2 separate regions of the Homo sapiens genome follow, and region 1 is linked to region 2. The links are chromatin loops, found by intact Hi-C in ENCODE. Cell type or tissue: gastrocnemius medialis. All regions are shown on one strand. Each heading gives the region's core, and the rest is flanking DNA. Links, peaks and the distances in the headings are about the cores only.

The links. A loop is a pair of places that touch in the nucleus more often than their neighbours do. Peaks named below come from ENCODE experiments on the same cell type or tissue, not always from the same donor. Only the 100,000 strongest peaks of a DNase experiment are listed, where the experiment ranks them.
Region 1: it touches region 2 in a loop (17-fold over the local background); 77 of 110 quality-filtered maps call a loop at or near these places.

The regions. Positions count from the first base shown.
Region 1 is chr5:138,576,040-138,583,887 of GRCh38, forward strand. It overlaps LOC105379193 (a long non-coding RNA gene), which reads left to right. Exons shown (of 3, transcript XR_001742900.1): 2 at 7,789-7,848. Among named protein-coding and RNA genes, the nearest start is that of HSPA9, 4.6 kb to the left of the region's middle. RefSeq lists enhancers at 1-239, 3,455-3,504. In gastrocnemius medialis, for the core only: a CTCF peak has its summit at 3,411 (motif pointing right); DNase peaks (open chromatin) are centred at 2,968 and 3,402.
Region 2 is chr5:139,259,505-139,267,352 of GRCh38, forward strand. No RefSeq gene overlaps it. Among named protein-coding and RNA genes, the nearest start is that of SNHG4, 11 kb to the right of the region's middle. RefSeq lists an enhancer at 3,151-3,220. In gastrocnemius medialis, for the core only: a CTCF peak has its summit at 3,325 (motif pointing left); a DNase peak (open chromatin) is centred at 3,307; H3K27ac peaks cover 1,274 bases.

The sequences.
Region 1 (7,848 bases), core at 1,338-6,337, 680 kb before region 2:
ATGCAGACAGACGTTAAACAATTTCGTGTTGCGTTTTATCACAGGGGTCTTGGGTTTCCAACTACGAAGCGTTTGATTCACACAGAACATTAGGCCAATTAGCCTGCACAAAGGGAAAAAAAAATAGCTGAGCTTGGCCGGGCGCTCACGCCTGTAATCCCAGCACTTTTGGGAGGCCGAAGCGAGCGGATCGCGAGGTTAGGAGATCGAGACCATCCTGGCTAACACGGTGAAACCCCGTCTCTACTGAAAATACGAAAAAGTAGCCGGGCGTGGTGGCAGGCGCTTGTAGTCCCAGCTACTCGGGAGGCTGAGGCAGGAGAACGGCGTGAACCCGGGAGGCGGAGCTTGCAGTGGGCCGAGATCGCGCCACTGCACTCCAGCCTGGGCGACAGAGCGAGACTCCGTCTCAAGAAAAAAAAGAAAAATAGCTGAGCTTCAGGCTCTTCCTCTCCCCACTGTGCTGGGCCTGACTTGAGACTCCTCTGGCCCTTTTTAAACCTTGTGCTGGTGGCAGGATGTCAACTACTTCACTACCCTGTGACCAGTTTTTAGGTTTTTGTTTTTTTTTTTGAGGCAGTCTTTGTCGCCAGGCTTGAGTGCAGTGGCGCCATCTCGGCTCACTGCAACCTCTGACTCCCTGGTTCAAGCTATTCTCCTGCCTCAGCCTCCCAAGTAGATGGGATTACAGGCGCGCGCCACCACGCCCAGCTAATTTTTATATTTTTGGTAGACACCGGGTTTCACCATGTTGGCCAGGATGGTCTCGATCTCCTGACCTCGTGATCTGCCTGCCTCGGCCTCCCAAAGTGCTGGGATTACAGGCGTGAGCCACCGCGCCCAACCCAGTTTTAGATTTTTAAGAAGAGGAATTAATTGATTCAACAGATATGTTTTGGCATGCCTACCGTGTGTCAGTCACTCTCCCAGGTGGTAGGAATACAGCGAAAGCAAAACACGAACGAATGGCTGATGACAGATTGAACTTGATTTTGGAGATGAAGCAATTTGTCCTGGAAGCCCGCTTTCAAAAAAAGAGAAATGTTTCAGACCCCCTATCTCTTCAGGAAGATCTGTATTATTAAGTAGTCACCCCTGGGTGAGGAACTGTGAAGGAAATGTTGGGGAAAGTTGGGGAGGGAAAGAAGCTAACTGAAGAGTTTACATTCTGAGGAGGATGGCAGTGGGAGTAAGAAAATAAACAAAAGTCTAACGTAACATGGGTTATAGATTATATAGATTCTAAAAGTTTTTAAAAAGCCTCCCACACACTCTTAACTGTCAGCTATTACTATATTATCCTCACTAGTTACTTAACACTTCATTTCTCTTGTTTTTAGTTCTCTCAGAAGGCAGGGGTGGCCAGGCGGTGGCTCACGCCTGTAATCCCAGCACTTTGGGAGGCCGAGGTGGGAGGATCACTTGAACCCAGGAGTTCGAGATCAGCCTGAGCGACAGAGTGAGACTCCATCTTTAGCCTCTGTCGCCCAGGCTGCAGTGTAGTGGTGCAGTCTCAGCTTACTGCAGCCTCCACCTCTCTGGGCTCAGATGATTCCAGTGCCGCCTCAGCGCCCCCCTCCCCCGAGTAGCTGGGATTACAGACATGCGGCACTACGCCTGGCTAATTTTTGTATTTTTCGTAGAGACGGGGTTTCGCCTTGTTGCCCAGGCTGGTCTCCAACTCCTGAACTCAAGGGATCCGCCCGCCTCGGCATCCCAAATGCTGGAATTACAGGCGTGAGCCACTGCGGCCGGCCAATTTTTTTTTTTTTTTTTTTTAAATTGGCTGGGCATGGTAGCAAGCACCTGTAGTCCCACCTACTTGGGAGGCTGGAGTGGGAGGATCACTTGAGTTCAGGAATTTGAGAACAGCCTGGGCAACATGGCAAAACCCCATTTCTACAAAAAATTAGCCGGGCATGGTGGTGCACCTGTAGTCCCAGCTACCAGCTACTCGGGAGGCTGAGGTGGAAGAATCACCTGAGCCAAGAGAGGTCGAGGCTGCAGTGAGTCGTGATTATGATTGTGCCATTTCACTCCAGTCTGGGTGACACAGCGAGACATTAAAAAAAACAAAAAACAAAAAAACAGAAAGAAAGGAGAAAGGAAGGAAGGAGGGAGGGAAGGAGGGAAAGAAGGAAGGAGAAAAGGAAATAAGGAAAGGAAGGAAAGAGAAAGAGAGAAAAGAAAGATGCGGCCGGGCGTGGTGGCTCACGCCTGTAATCCCAGCACTTTGGGATGCTGAGGCGGGTGGATCACCTGATGTCAGGAGTCCGAGACCAGCCTGGCTAACATGGTGAAATCCTCGTCTCTACTAAAAATACGAAAATTAACCAGGCGTGGTAGTGGGCACCTGTAACCCCAGCTACTCGGGAGGCTGAGGCAGGAGAATTGCCTGAACCCAGGAGGCGGAGGTTGCAGTGAGTGGAGATTGCACCACTGCACTCCAGGTGACAGAGCCAGACTCCGCCCCCCCCCCCCCCCAAAAAAAAAAGAGAGAGAAAGGAAGAAAAATGAGAAGGCAGGCTTTCTTAAAGGCTATCCAAACAGGCTCATGATTCCTGTTTGTAGAGATTTAGATTCTAAAACAATATACCGATGCAAAGAAGACAGAGGAGTGACAAATAATATTGAACATTGAAATGCAATAAAAAACATTATGTTCTTACGTTGTACATGACGGGGCGGAGAAGGGCAGGTGGAAATAATTGGAGAAACTGCATACTTCTCACTTCTCTGTTGTATTAACTGGTTCTCCTAAGAGTTTTTCTTTTCTTCTTCTTTTTTTTTTTTTTTTTTTGTATTTTTAGTACAGATGGGGTTTCACCATATTGGCCAGGCTGGTCTCGAACTCCTGACCTCAAGAGATCCGCCTTCCTCGGCCTCCCAAAATACTGGGATTATGGGCGTGAGCCACCGCGCCGGCCGAGAGTTCGCTTTCCTTTTTCTTGCTCTATACGTTAAAAAGCCACGAAGTGTTAATCAAAAGAATCCTGGAATTAGGCCGGGCGCGGTGGCTTACGCCTGTAATCTCAGCACTTTGGGAGGCCGAGGCGGGTGGATCACGAGGTCAGGAGATCGAGACCACGGTGAAACCCCGTCTCTACTAAAAATACAAAAAATTAGCCTTGCGCGGTGGCGGGCACATGTAGTCCCAGCTACTCGGGAGGCTGAGGCAGGAGAATGGCGTGAACCCGGGAGGCGGAGCTTGCAGTGAGCCGAAATCCAGCCACTGCACTCCAGCCTGGGCGACAGAGCAAGACTCCGTCTAAAAAAAAAAAAAAAAAAGAATCCTGGAATCAAATGTTGTTATCTAAGGGTGTAGGAAACTACGATCCTATGGGTACATCCAGTGTGTTTGCTGTTTCTGGTGGTTTCTCAGGCGCCTTGCAAATACTCTCCACGACCACAAGGGGGATGTGGTAGCGCTAGATATTCAAAGCACAAGCTTTATCATATCTTCAGCGTGAAGGACAGGCTACTGGACTGCTTTGCAAATTAACATGGGCTACAGCCTGAAGGCTCAAGGAAATGAACCTGAATCTAAAAACATAAAGGTTCAGATGAGCAAGAATGGACAGATCCGTAGCTAAATGGTATAATTCTTCTACAGCACAGTGCTGTATTTCATTTCTGTTGTCATCTCAGTGCAAAATTGGGAAATGGAAGGAGCTAATGCATAATCTGCATGCAGATAAATGTTTACCAAACAGAGCAGGCGGCTGTCCAATACCTGTGTATGCCATACATATATATTATTCAGGAAATAATTATATATGTATAATTATTTTTTCTTTTATAGAGATAGGGTCTTGCTGTGTTGCCTAGGCTGGTCTCAAACTTCTGGCCTCAAGCAGTCCTCCTGGCTCAGCCTCCCAGAGTGCTGAGATTACAGGCGTGAGCTACAATGCCTGGCCTATATTTTTAATAATATTCTAACTGGCATGATTGTTACTTTAGCATATTTGAAGACAGGTAACTAGTTTCAACTTTTAAGTATTTAAATAACTCATTCATTAATAGGAATTGTCATTAGAATAGTAATCACCAATAGTTGTTGAGCGTTCATTTTAAGTGCCTTACAAATGCTTTATATACATTATTTACTGACATGTTCACAACAATAGTCTCAAGTAAATATTATTGGTATTACCATTTTGCAGATGTGGAAACTGAGGCCTAGAGTGGTTACATAGCAATTGAATGGTGAAACTAGAATTTGAAGCCAAACTCTCTTAACTCCAGAACCTGCACTACTAAACACTAGGCTCTGCTGTCTAATAACCAAGCTAGGTCTTATCTTTTACCTCTACTTTCACATATCCAGAAGGTGCGTTTTATAATACTGGCCTAATACATTATTAATAGCAGTTATTTTAGGCAGCAGAATTAAAAAGTTAGAAATACTTTAACCTTTTTTAGAATTATTTAGGTTCCAGGACAACTATAAAGTTCAATCTGTATTATAACTCATAGGATCAAGTTTATATTTTTAAAGTAAAGTCTCTTTAAACTGGTGACTCAGAAGACATTTTATTCAGTTTCCCCAGAGATGAATAGCATGCTGTGGCACTTTCCATCTTCAGGAAATAAAAATGTGGCATACTGCAGGGATTTGTCACCTTTGTTCTCCTTGGAATTTTTCATGTACCTTTGGCAGATTTCAGGAGACAGTTCCCACTTTTCTCTTTTGGCATTAGCTATACTCTATTGGAGTGCATTACACAGTGTCGCTCCACTCAAGTCTGGTTCAACAGAGCTTGCCCCAGCAAAGTGTAGGAAGAATTATGGCAGGTGATGTCCCTGGCCCCAGAAGTGGTGACAATTAGCAAGTTTCATTCTATGGTGAATGCCTAGTAACCCACCAACCTGCCCTCTTTCTGTTAGGAGAAAAGAGAAATACAGGATGACCCTAAAAGAAAAGTAAGGCAGCAATAAATCAAAATAAGATGTCACTTTGATTAGATAGGACATTTACATTCCAGTGACAATGTAGTCTCATTGCTCAAGGTAGAAAGCAGTCAGTTATGCTCACTCTGGATTTTCAATCAGGTTTGGAAAATAGTTGGCTATTGGATAGGCCAAGGCCTTGTGCAAGAAGTTCCTACTGGGAGTGGGGAGGGCTGACAAAACAAGAGATTTGCTCCTCATGAAGATCTATTTAATATTTAATTCTTAAAGATGTAGGAGCCTTTTCTGGATTTTTTAGTTTAGAGGGCCAAGTTTGTAATTTATTCTTGACCAGCATGATATAGTGTGAAAGGAACCCTGAACTAGCCGTTAAGCCTGAACTTGGGTTCTAGAAACCTGGAAAGAACCTTAGATAAAGAACAGAGAGAATCAGTGAATTGCCCAAGGTCACACAGACTGTTCCAGCTTCTGCTCTACAGCCTCCTTTTTTAACTTGCTATGCTTTTTAGAAATAACCCACATGACTTCAGGTTAAATGTTTAGTCAGTCCAGGACCTTTTTCAAATGCTTACAGACAATTCTGGCTCATCACCCTCTTCCTCCTATCCTGTCCTCACCCTTTCAGGCACATGATTAGTGAAATTACGTCAGTTGCCTTTTCAGTTCGCTTAGATTATATGCTCTCTCTATGCGAGGAGCTGTTGGTTTCTGCTATAGACTGAATGTGTGTGTCCCCCAAAATTTATGTGTTGAATCCCTAATTCCCAATATGATTATATTTGGAAATGGGCCTTTGGGAGGTGATTAAATCATGAAGATGGGCCCTCATGATGGAATTAGTGCCTTTATTTATTTATTTATTTATTTATTTATTGAGTCAGAGTCTCACTCTGTCACCCAGGCTGGAGTGCAGTGGCGATCGCAGCTCACTGCAAGCTCCGCCTCCCGGGTTCATGCCATTTTCCTGCCTCAGCCTCCCGAGTAACTGGGACTACAGGTGCCTGCCACCACGCCCGGCTAATTTTTTGTATTTTTAGTAGAGACGGGGTTTCACCATGTTAGCCAGGATGGTCTCTATCTCCTGACCTCGTGATCCACCCGCCTCAGCCTCCCAAAGTGCTGGGATTACAGGCGTGAGCCACTGCGCCCAGCCGGAATTAGTGCCTTTACAAGAGGAAACAGGAAAGATGATCTCCCCTTCCCCATGAAGAGAGCCCACACCAGAACCCACCATGCTGGCACCCTCATCTCAGACTTTCAGCCTCGGGAAGTGTAAGGAAGAACTGTCTATTGTTTAAGCCATCCAGTCTACAATATTTTGTTGTAGCAGCCTGAGCTGACCAAGACAGTTTCTCAGTTTCCCCATTCCTGTTCCTCAACTGTCAAGAGAGGAAATACCCAGGTTTCCTTAGGAGATGAGAGTTTAATGGAAGACTAGTTGGGAAAGTAAAGCCATTGTCTCAATACCCATACAGCCAGAATGCTGGAAGAACAGGGACTTCTTAGTCAGGCTCCATCAGGAGCTGTAGCGGCCAGTTACCTGTTTTCTTCTTAGAAATGGATTTCTGGTGTTCTCATCTGCACTGACTCTGCCTTTTTCTAGCTCAGCCTTTTTATGTTAGCTTCTCTAATTCTTGTGCTGCAATGGTACCCAAACTTCAGTAGCAGTCAGAATTACTAGGTGGTTCTTTAAGCATGCAGAGCACTGGTATCCCACCTCTGGACATTCAGGTCTGAGATGGGTCGTGGAATCTGCATGTTTAATAGAGGGGGATTCTGTCGGTGGGGTGGAGATTAAGGACCACGTCTTTTTAGAAATAGCCCAAACTCTGTGGTGTCTTCTTGTCTCCAAATTTTTTCATTACATGTCCCTATTAGAAAAATATTGGCGCACATCCTCCCATTATGTGTATGTTCATGTATTTATAAACTACATATGTGTATATAGTACTATTATTACAAATACATAAAAATAGAAAACAAAAATGAAAGAGATAAAATAGAAATAGATTTAAATACTTCTTTCCTGTACCCCAAAGTATCCCTGGGGCTGCTTGTACCACCCTTGCTGCCTTCCTCTGTGTGGCTTGATTACATCATCCCATATGGAAAGCCTTGTCGGGCAGAGTAAAGGCCCAGAAAAGTGCCAAGGTGTCACATGGGTCACTGGTTTACCTTACAGGCCCAGCCTTTAGTTTAAGTGCCAATTGCTTGTTTTATTCAACTAGTGGTTGAGGGGTTGGGTGAGAGGGCTTGTGTGTGTGTGTGCCATGACCTGAAGCAAGCCAGTTTACCTGGAAGGATCGCTTTGACGAGTTCTTCAAGGGAAAAGGGGATCTGCTTGCATAAGGGTCTCATGAACACCTCTCTTCCATAAAAAAATGAACTGTTTCTTTTCTTTTTTTTTTTTTTTTTGAGACAAAGTCTTGCTCTGTTGCCCAGGCTGGAGTACAGTGGCACGACCAAGACTCACTGCATCCTCCACCTTCCAGGCTCAAACAATTCTTGTGCCTCAGCCTCCCAAGTAGCTGGGACTACAGGCATGCGTCACCATGCCCAGCTAATTTTTGTGTTTTTAGTAGAGACGGGGTTTCACCATGTTGGCCAGTCTGGTCTCTAACTCCTGAGCTCAGGTGATTCACCCGTCTTGGCCTCCCAAAGTGCTGGGATTACAGGCATGAGCCACTGCACCCTGCCAGAATAAACTGTTTCTAAGCGTGCCAATGGGTAGAAGCCGTGAATGAGGCCATCCTGCCTGTGCTCTGCAACTTTGCATGGCTTCCCAAAGGAAGTCTGCTCTGTCCTAGGTTGTGTTGGGTGTGTGCATTGGTGTACATGTGTATGGTACTGGCCCACTTCTCTCTCATTCCATTACAGCATGAATCCCTGGCCTGAACTGGGGAAGTCACTTTCAGGATTAAAGGCAGCCAACAGAAC
Region 2 (7,848 bases), core at 1,147-6,146:
ATTGTTTGCTCTTGTGTTCTGGGTCCTGGGTGATATGTGTGTTCTGAAAATGCCTGGATGGATCATGACCCTCTGGAACCCCTCTGGGTATTTTGGGTAACTGCGGAAGATCGCCATACCTTCTCTCTCCTTCCCCAGCTCTAACAAAATGGCTTTGGCTTCACCCTGGGCTTCCCAAATTCTTCAGCAAAGGTTGGCTCCTTCTTACCTCATCTCTAAATACATAATCACATGTGCTTCCCAGAACATGACAAGTTCTTGAAACCTTTGTATGTATATTTTCTCTCTCTGGAATGCCAGTATTCCCCCTACGTTTTAGACCAGGAAAATTCCTAACTATCCTCAATCTCAACTCAAATATGACCTCTCTCCCCACCAATATCATCATCACTCAGATCATCATTTCTTGCCTGGACTACTCCCTAACTCATCTCTAGGACTGCCACTCTGGCCCTACCCCATCCATTTTTCATACTGCACCCAGAGTAATTCTTTTAGAGACAGGGTCTGGCTTTGTCACCCAGGCTGGAATGAAGTGGCATGATTATAGCTCACTGAAACCTTGAACTCCTGGGATTAAACGATCCTCCTGCCTCAGCCTCCAGGGTAGCTAGGACTACAGGTGCATGCCACCATGCCTCACTCTTTCAAAAAAATTTTTTTGTAGAGATGGGCTCTTGCACTGTTGCCAAAGTTGGTCTTGAACTCCTTGACTCAAGCAATCCTCCCACCTCAATCTTCCAAAGGGCTGGGATTGCAGGCATGAGCCACCTCACCTGGTCTACTTTCTAAAATGCAAACTTGATTGTATCACTCTCCTTAAAACTCTTATATGGTTTCCCCTGCCCTAAAGGTAAAGTCATGACCCCTTAACCCAGTTTGGGCTCTTCTACCTCACTCCCACCCACTTCTCTTGCTTCTTGTTTTCTGGCCCCACTTACTACCCTACTGGTACCTCAGCCAGAGTTCCTGACACATTTTCTCAGCTCCTTGAAACTTGCCTCTCTTTTTTTTTTTTTTTGAGACGGAGTTTTGCTCTTGTTCCCCAGGCTGGAGTATAATGGTGCAATTTCTGCTCACTGCAACCTCCGCCTCCTAGGTTCAAACGATTCTTCTGCCTCAGCCTCCCAAGTAGCTGGGATTACAGGTGCACGCCACCATGCCTGGATAATGTTTTGTATTTTTAGTAGAGACGGGGTTTCACCATGTTGGCCAGGCTGGTCTTGAACTCCAGACCTCAGATGATCCACCCGCCTCAGCCTCCCGAAGTGCTGGGATTACAGGCGTGAGCTACCGCACCCGGCCTGAAACTTGCCTGTCTTGACCCTACGTGATGTTCCCTTGGCTTGGAACTCTCTCTCTTCTTCTCCTAGCTAACTTCTACTGACCCTTCAGGTAGGTCTTAGCCTGAACTCACTTCACTATAAGCCCTTCCCCAGACTCAGTGAGCTGCCTCTGCTTCCTGCTCTTACTGCCCAGTATTTTTCCCAATACAGCAGTGATCCTGTTAACTGCTTATTTATTTACTCATATGTCTCCCACATCCAACTGGGAGCTCCTTGAGGACAAGGACCTACCTTATTCCTTGCTTAGCCCAGAGTCTAGTAGGCTCTTTATGAATAATTGTTGAATTAGTGAGTGAACCAAGCATTCCCTGTCTTCACAGCACATACTCAGGCACTGCTGCAGCTTCTACCACCATCATTCTCATAGTTACTGTTCCAGATCATAGGTGACTGATTGTCTGGGTGTTCTTCTCTTTATGGACTGGGATTGCACCTTTAATGTTTGTACCCCTAATACTTTTTTTTTTTAGACAGAGTCTCGCTCTGTTGCCTAGGCTGGAGTGCAGTGGCACAATCTTGGCTCGGCTCACTGCAACCTCAGCCTCCCAGGTTCAAGCGATTCTCCTGCCTCAGCCTCCCAAGTAGCTGAGACCACAGGTGCATGCCACCACACCTGGCTAATTTTTTGTATTTTTAGTAGAGACGGGGTTTCACCATGTTAGCCAGGATGGTCTCGATCTCCTGACCTTGTGATCTGCCCACCTCGGCCTCCCAAAGTGCTGGGATTACAGGCGTGAGCCACCACGCCCAGCCCTGTGCCCCTAATACTTAATACAGTGCTCAACATTCATCTTTCCATCCCCCACTCATTATTTTTTAACAATTATTTCTTGAGTATCTACTGTGTGCTAGATATGGTGGGTATAGCAGTGAACAAGGTAGACAGGGCCCTGCCCTCAAGCTCACATTTTAGTGGCAAACAGTGAGTGCTCAGTGAACAGGAGGCTCAGTGGACCTCAGCCCTACTGGGAAGCCTCTGGAGTATTTCCTGTCAGGAGCTACAAAGCAGGGAGTACAGGTTCTGTGGGGGGAGAGTAGATTTTCTTGGTGACCTCTGGACCTCTCTTTGTCCAGGTCTCCTTGGGACTGGCCATCAGGTATCAGCAGCAGGGAGGGAAGAAATGAGGAAGGGAGAGAGAGGCAAGTATAGACAAGGTCTGAGTCCCTAAAGACAGGGAATTGTGTGTGGCTCAATGCCCATGGCCACTTTGCCGAGGCAGTTTGGTAATCAGCTTTCTTTCCTACACTGGAGCAGAAGAAAGAAATAGAGCCACACAGTGAAAGACGTAAAAGGATAGAAATGATAGAGGAAAAAGGAAGGAGAGAAAAAATGGAACAGAGAGGAGGAGGAGCATAAGGAGAGGGAGTAAGATTGAGGCACAGAAACAAGGCCTGCAGGACTGAGCCCTGCCTGCGTCATTGGCGGTCAGCTCTGGGGTATAGCTCTTCATTTGGGTCATCAGGGGAAAAAAAATATTCAATTTTGAACCCTTGGAATTCCCTAGATGCTTTCAGTAGCCCACTGATCCCTCAAGTTGTCTTTGGCTCCATCTGGCCATCCCAGGAGGCTCCCGCCAGGGACCTGCCAGCCCCCAGACCAAGATATAGTCATTGTGGACCCTCTCAAGCAAAGGGCAAGTGAAGGAAAAACAGCCTGTCTGAGAACAGCAGCCACTGGTTTTCTTCGTTTAAAAAAATTTTTTTTAGTGCTTATATAATTGCAGAAACCACTGATTTTTATCTTTCTCAGAAAAGACCCTGTGTTCACCATCTGTTTCCTGACTAGGGGCTTCAGGCCCTACTCTCTGAGACACTGGCCTAACAGTATCCTAATCTGTAGGCACAGAGCAGAAACTTCCCTGAGCTGGGAGCTGGGGAGGCAGGGCTCCCAGATGCCAAGCCGCAGTCTGAGTTCCTTACAGTGATGCTGCTCTTTCTAGAAACCTCAGCTGCTCGCTCCTGAGGCTGGGATGCCATCTGCTGCTCAGCTTAGGAAACTGGCTGATGGGCTGCACAGCCAAGGCTGAGTCTGGTGGGGGCTGGGCAAGAGGCCCGCCCTGGGTCTCAGGAGAGCCATGTTTTTTGTTTCTGGATAAATCCAGTACTGGCCTTCCGGGACAGAGCAAATAGTCTGTCCTCAGTCATTCTTCTTAGACTAGACAAGATGCCTCTCTTCGACAAGAAGAGACCTAGGGATTTTAGGGGGATGGGTGGGTCTGCTCTGCCCTTCGCAAAGTTCAGTGTCATCTCAAGGTTAAATTACCGAGAGAGGTCCAGGCTGCCTCTGAAGTTCTATAGATTTCCTCAAAGGGTTTATTTTTGTCTTTTCTTTTCTTTTGCTTTTTTTTTTTTTTAATTTGCAGGTTTAACTAAGATTATTACAAGTTGAGTTAATTGGCTGAATGAAATAATGAGGCCAGGCCTAGAGGAAGTGGGGCTTTGAAGAAAAAAGCATGCTCATGCAGAATTGAAATAAAATCTTCAGACTCTCAGCAGTTTTTGAAGCCCCTGCTCTTTGGACTGTCCTCGTTCAGGCTCCAACCCAGATAGGGTTGGGAACTCTAGTATTTTAGGGGCCACATATTTGTTGGTATTTCTTGAAGAAATGGTTATTCTGAGGAAATTTTCTACAAGCCAGTGTGGTAACCAGCCTCCAGGATGATCCATCCCCAATGCTGTCCATGTACTGATATTCATGCACTTGTAAATCCCCTCTCCCATATGGTACCAGGGTTTGTCTGTGTGACCAATAGAATATGACAGAAGTAATCATATGTAACATACAAGATTAGGTTATAAAAGACACTGTGGCTTCTTTCTTGGTCACTCTGTCATCTGATCACTCACTCTGGGGCAAGCCAGTTGCCATGTAGTGAACAGTGCTGTGGAAGGTCATGTGATAAGGAACTAGGCCTTCTATCAACAGCCAAGTGAGCCATCTTGGTAGCAGATCCTCTGGCCCTCATCAGGGCCTCAGATGACTGCAGCCCTAGTGGACGGCTTGACTACAACCTCATGAGTGACCCTGAGCCAGCTTAGCTGAGCTGCTCCCCAATCCTGACCCCCAGAAACTGTATGAAATAAACATTTGTTACTTTAAGTTCTTGAAGTTTTGGGATAATTTGTTTTGCAGCAACATAATAAATTTGTTGTATGGTATTATTATTATATCATGGTATATCATCTGCATTATATCACTTCTTTTCCTTATAAAGTCTGGTGTCTGGACTCCACCCCCTTAATCTCTCTAACCTCATCTCTTACCACCCTGCCTCCCCGCCGGCTTAGTCTCACCCTTGGCTCAGTCTGCCACAGACCCGTTGAATTTGCTTTTCTCTCTGATGGAACTCCCTCCCACTCAACCAACCCCAAAATCTCTGCATGGTAACTTCTTTATCTCCTTCAAGTCTTCATTCAAATGTCACCTCCTCAGTATAGCCTGTCTTGACACTCTTCACTCCTTGTATAGTAACTCCTACATCTTCCTTTTTTTTCGCTACTGTATTCTTAGCCCTTATAGTTATATAACATGTAATAAAATATCTTTTACATATTTATCTTGTAATTTCTGTCTTCCTCCACTAGAATGTAAGCTCCATGAAGGCAAGAATTTGTGTTTTTGTCTATTTTAGTTAATGTTCTATTCTTAGCATCTGGAATGGTGACAAGCATATGGGAGATATGCAATATATTTAGTTGAATGGGAAAAAAATGAATGTCATAATTTGCCATTTATATCTTCTAGATTCCATGTTATATATCATATGCCATAGTATGATAGTTGACATATATGTTGTATTTAAATGCAGTACAAGGCAGTGCAGATACAAGGGCCATAAATAAGAAGATCCAGCCAGGCATGGTGGCTCACGCCTGTAATCCCGGCACTTTGGGAGGCCGAGGCAGGCAGATCACTTGAGGTCAGGAGTTCGAGACCAGCCTGGTCAACATGGTGAAACCCCGTCTCTACTAAAAATACAAAAATTACCTGGGCATGGTGGTGGGTGCCTAAATACCAGCTACTAGGGAGGCTGAGGCAGGAGAATAGCTTGAACCCAGGAGGTGGAGGTTGCAGTGAGCTAAGATCACACCACTGCACGCCAGCTTGGGGGACAGAGCCAGCCTATGTCTCCAAAAAAAAAAAAAAAAGGAGACCCAGACTTGTTGCTTGTTGGCCAGCTATGTGACCATGAGCCAGGCATGTAACCTCTCTGGGTCTGTTTTACTCGTCTGTAAAGCAAGACTAATATAACTTCCTTGTCTTATCATAGAGTAGTTGTAGGGATCAAATAAGATGACAAATGTTACAGCATTTTTAAAGAGTCTAACACATGATGTAAGTGTTTCTGAAATGTGTTCCAAAGACCAGTTATCCCAGGGTATGAAGAAAAAGAAAGGTCAAAGAGGTTTGCAAAATGTGAGTTCCCATATTCTAACTCCTGCTGGACATTCGCAACTCACATTAGCACATGACAGGCTCTGAAAATCCTGCACATAAATATCTACTCCCAGTGCACCTAACTATACATTGGGAAAACTTGCTCTATACAAATACAGAGCATTATCTTTATTATCAGAATAGTACTGTTAGTTTATAATTTATTATTTTTTTTTGAGACAAAGTCTTTTGCTGTCACCCAGGCTGGAGTGCAGTGGCACAATCTTGGCTCACTGCAACCTCCGCCTCCCAAGTTCAAGAGATTCTCATGCCTCAGCCTCCCGATTAGCTGGGATTACAGGAGCCTGCGACCACGCCCAGCTAATTTTTGTATTTTTAGTAGAGACAGAGACATGTTTTCACCACGTTGGCCAGGCTGGTCTCAAACTCCTGACCTCAGGTGATCTGCCCACCTCAGTCTCCCAGAGTGCTGGGATTACAGGCATGAACCATCACGCTCGGCCTATTGTTACTTTAGATCAAGAAGGAGTGCTAACGTTCTTGGAACAGAAATTCCAGTGGGTTGGGCAATGAGATCCAGCAGCTGAAATGGAGATTGGAGGAGGGAAGAAGGAGGAGGAGAAAATAGAAAAGGAGGTGGCACAAGAGAGGAAGAAAGGAAAAGAAGAGCAAGGAAAATAAGAAGAAGAAACAAAAATGGTGGTGAAGGGAGAAAAGGACAACTAAACTAATCCCCTTTGCAAATAACTGTAGAAAAAAGGCAGGTCTGGCACGGTGGCTCACGCCTGTAATCCCAGCACTTTGGGAGGCCAAGGTGGGCAGATCACCTGAGGTTGGGAGCTCGAGACCAGCCTGACCATCACGGAGAAACCCCATCTCTACTAAAAATACAAAATTAGCCAGGTGTGGTAGCGCATGCCTGTAATCCCAGCTACTTGGGAGGCTGAGGCAGGAGAATTGCTTAAACCTGGGAGGCAGAGGTTGCCATGAGCCGAGATCACACCATTGTACTCCAGCCTGGGCAACGAAAGCGAAACTCCATCTCAAAAATAAATAAATAAATAAATAAATAAAGGCAGCCTGAGATCTCCTACGGATGGGGTGGGAGAGAGAATCCTAGAATCCTAGCGCTGCCTGCCGAGCCCTGCTTGTTCCTTTAAGTGTGACCTCTGCCAATTTCCGCAGTTGGAGCTCAGGCTTCCTTTTCAACTTCGAGGAATCTCTGATTGAAGATATTTCTTCCTTTTTTTTTTTTTTTTTTTTTTGCACTTGGTTGTTTTATTTCCTCAAAAAAAAATTAAATCGATATTTCTTCCTTATCAGAGAGGAGGAATCAGGTAAAACAAATCAGCAATTTCTTTCTTTTTTTTTTTCGAGACGGAGTCTCGCTCTGTTGCCCAGGCTGGAGTGCAAAGGCGCGATCTCTGCTCACCGCAAGCTCTGCCTCCCTGGTTCACGCCATTCTCCTGCCTCAGCCTCCTGAGTAGCTGGGACTACAGGCACGCGCCACCTCGCCCGGCTAAGTTTTTGTATTTTTAGTAGAGACGGGATTTCACCGTGTTAGCCAGGATGGTCTCGATCTCCTGACCTCGTGATCCGCCCACCTTGGCCTCCCAAAGTGCTGGGATTACAGGCGTCAGCCACCGCGCCCGGCCTCCAAATCAGCAATTTCTTAATTTAGTGTACTTATTAAGTGCCTGAAATGGCAGCTGCCATTTTTTTCCTTTCCTTTTGAGCAATAAGCCTTGGAAGCACGCCTGGCTTGGAAAAGGAAGAGGACCAGCAATTCCTCCTGAAAGGATTCCTTAGGCTAAGTGGGACATGAAGAGGCCATCAGGTTTATTCTTGACCTCCAGGTAGGCCTGCCCTGGGCCAGCCAAAACAGATGCTCTTAGAAAAGGAGATTTTGCAGCTCTCTCAGGCATCCACTTATATTTCTAGCCCTCATGGTGAGGAAGTCCTTTGTTATATCTCATTTCAGTCTTTTTCCTATAATTTCGGGGTTTTTTTTTTTGCCTTTCTCTTATCCCAGAATAAGACAGTGATCTGTCATAAGTTGCATGCATAGTGCAATGTATAGTAAACAATATAGAAACAACCCAT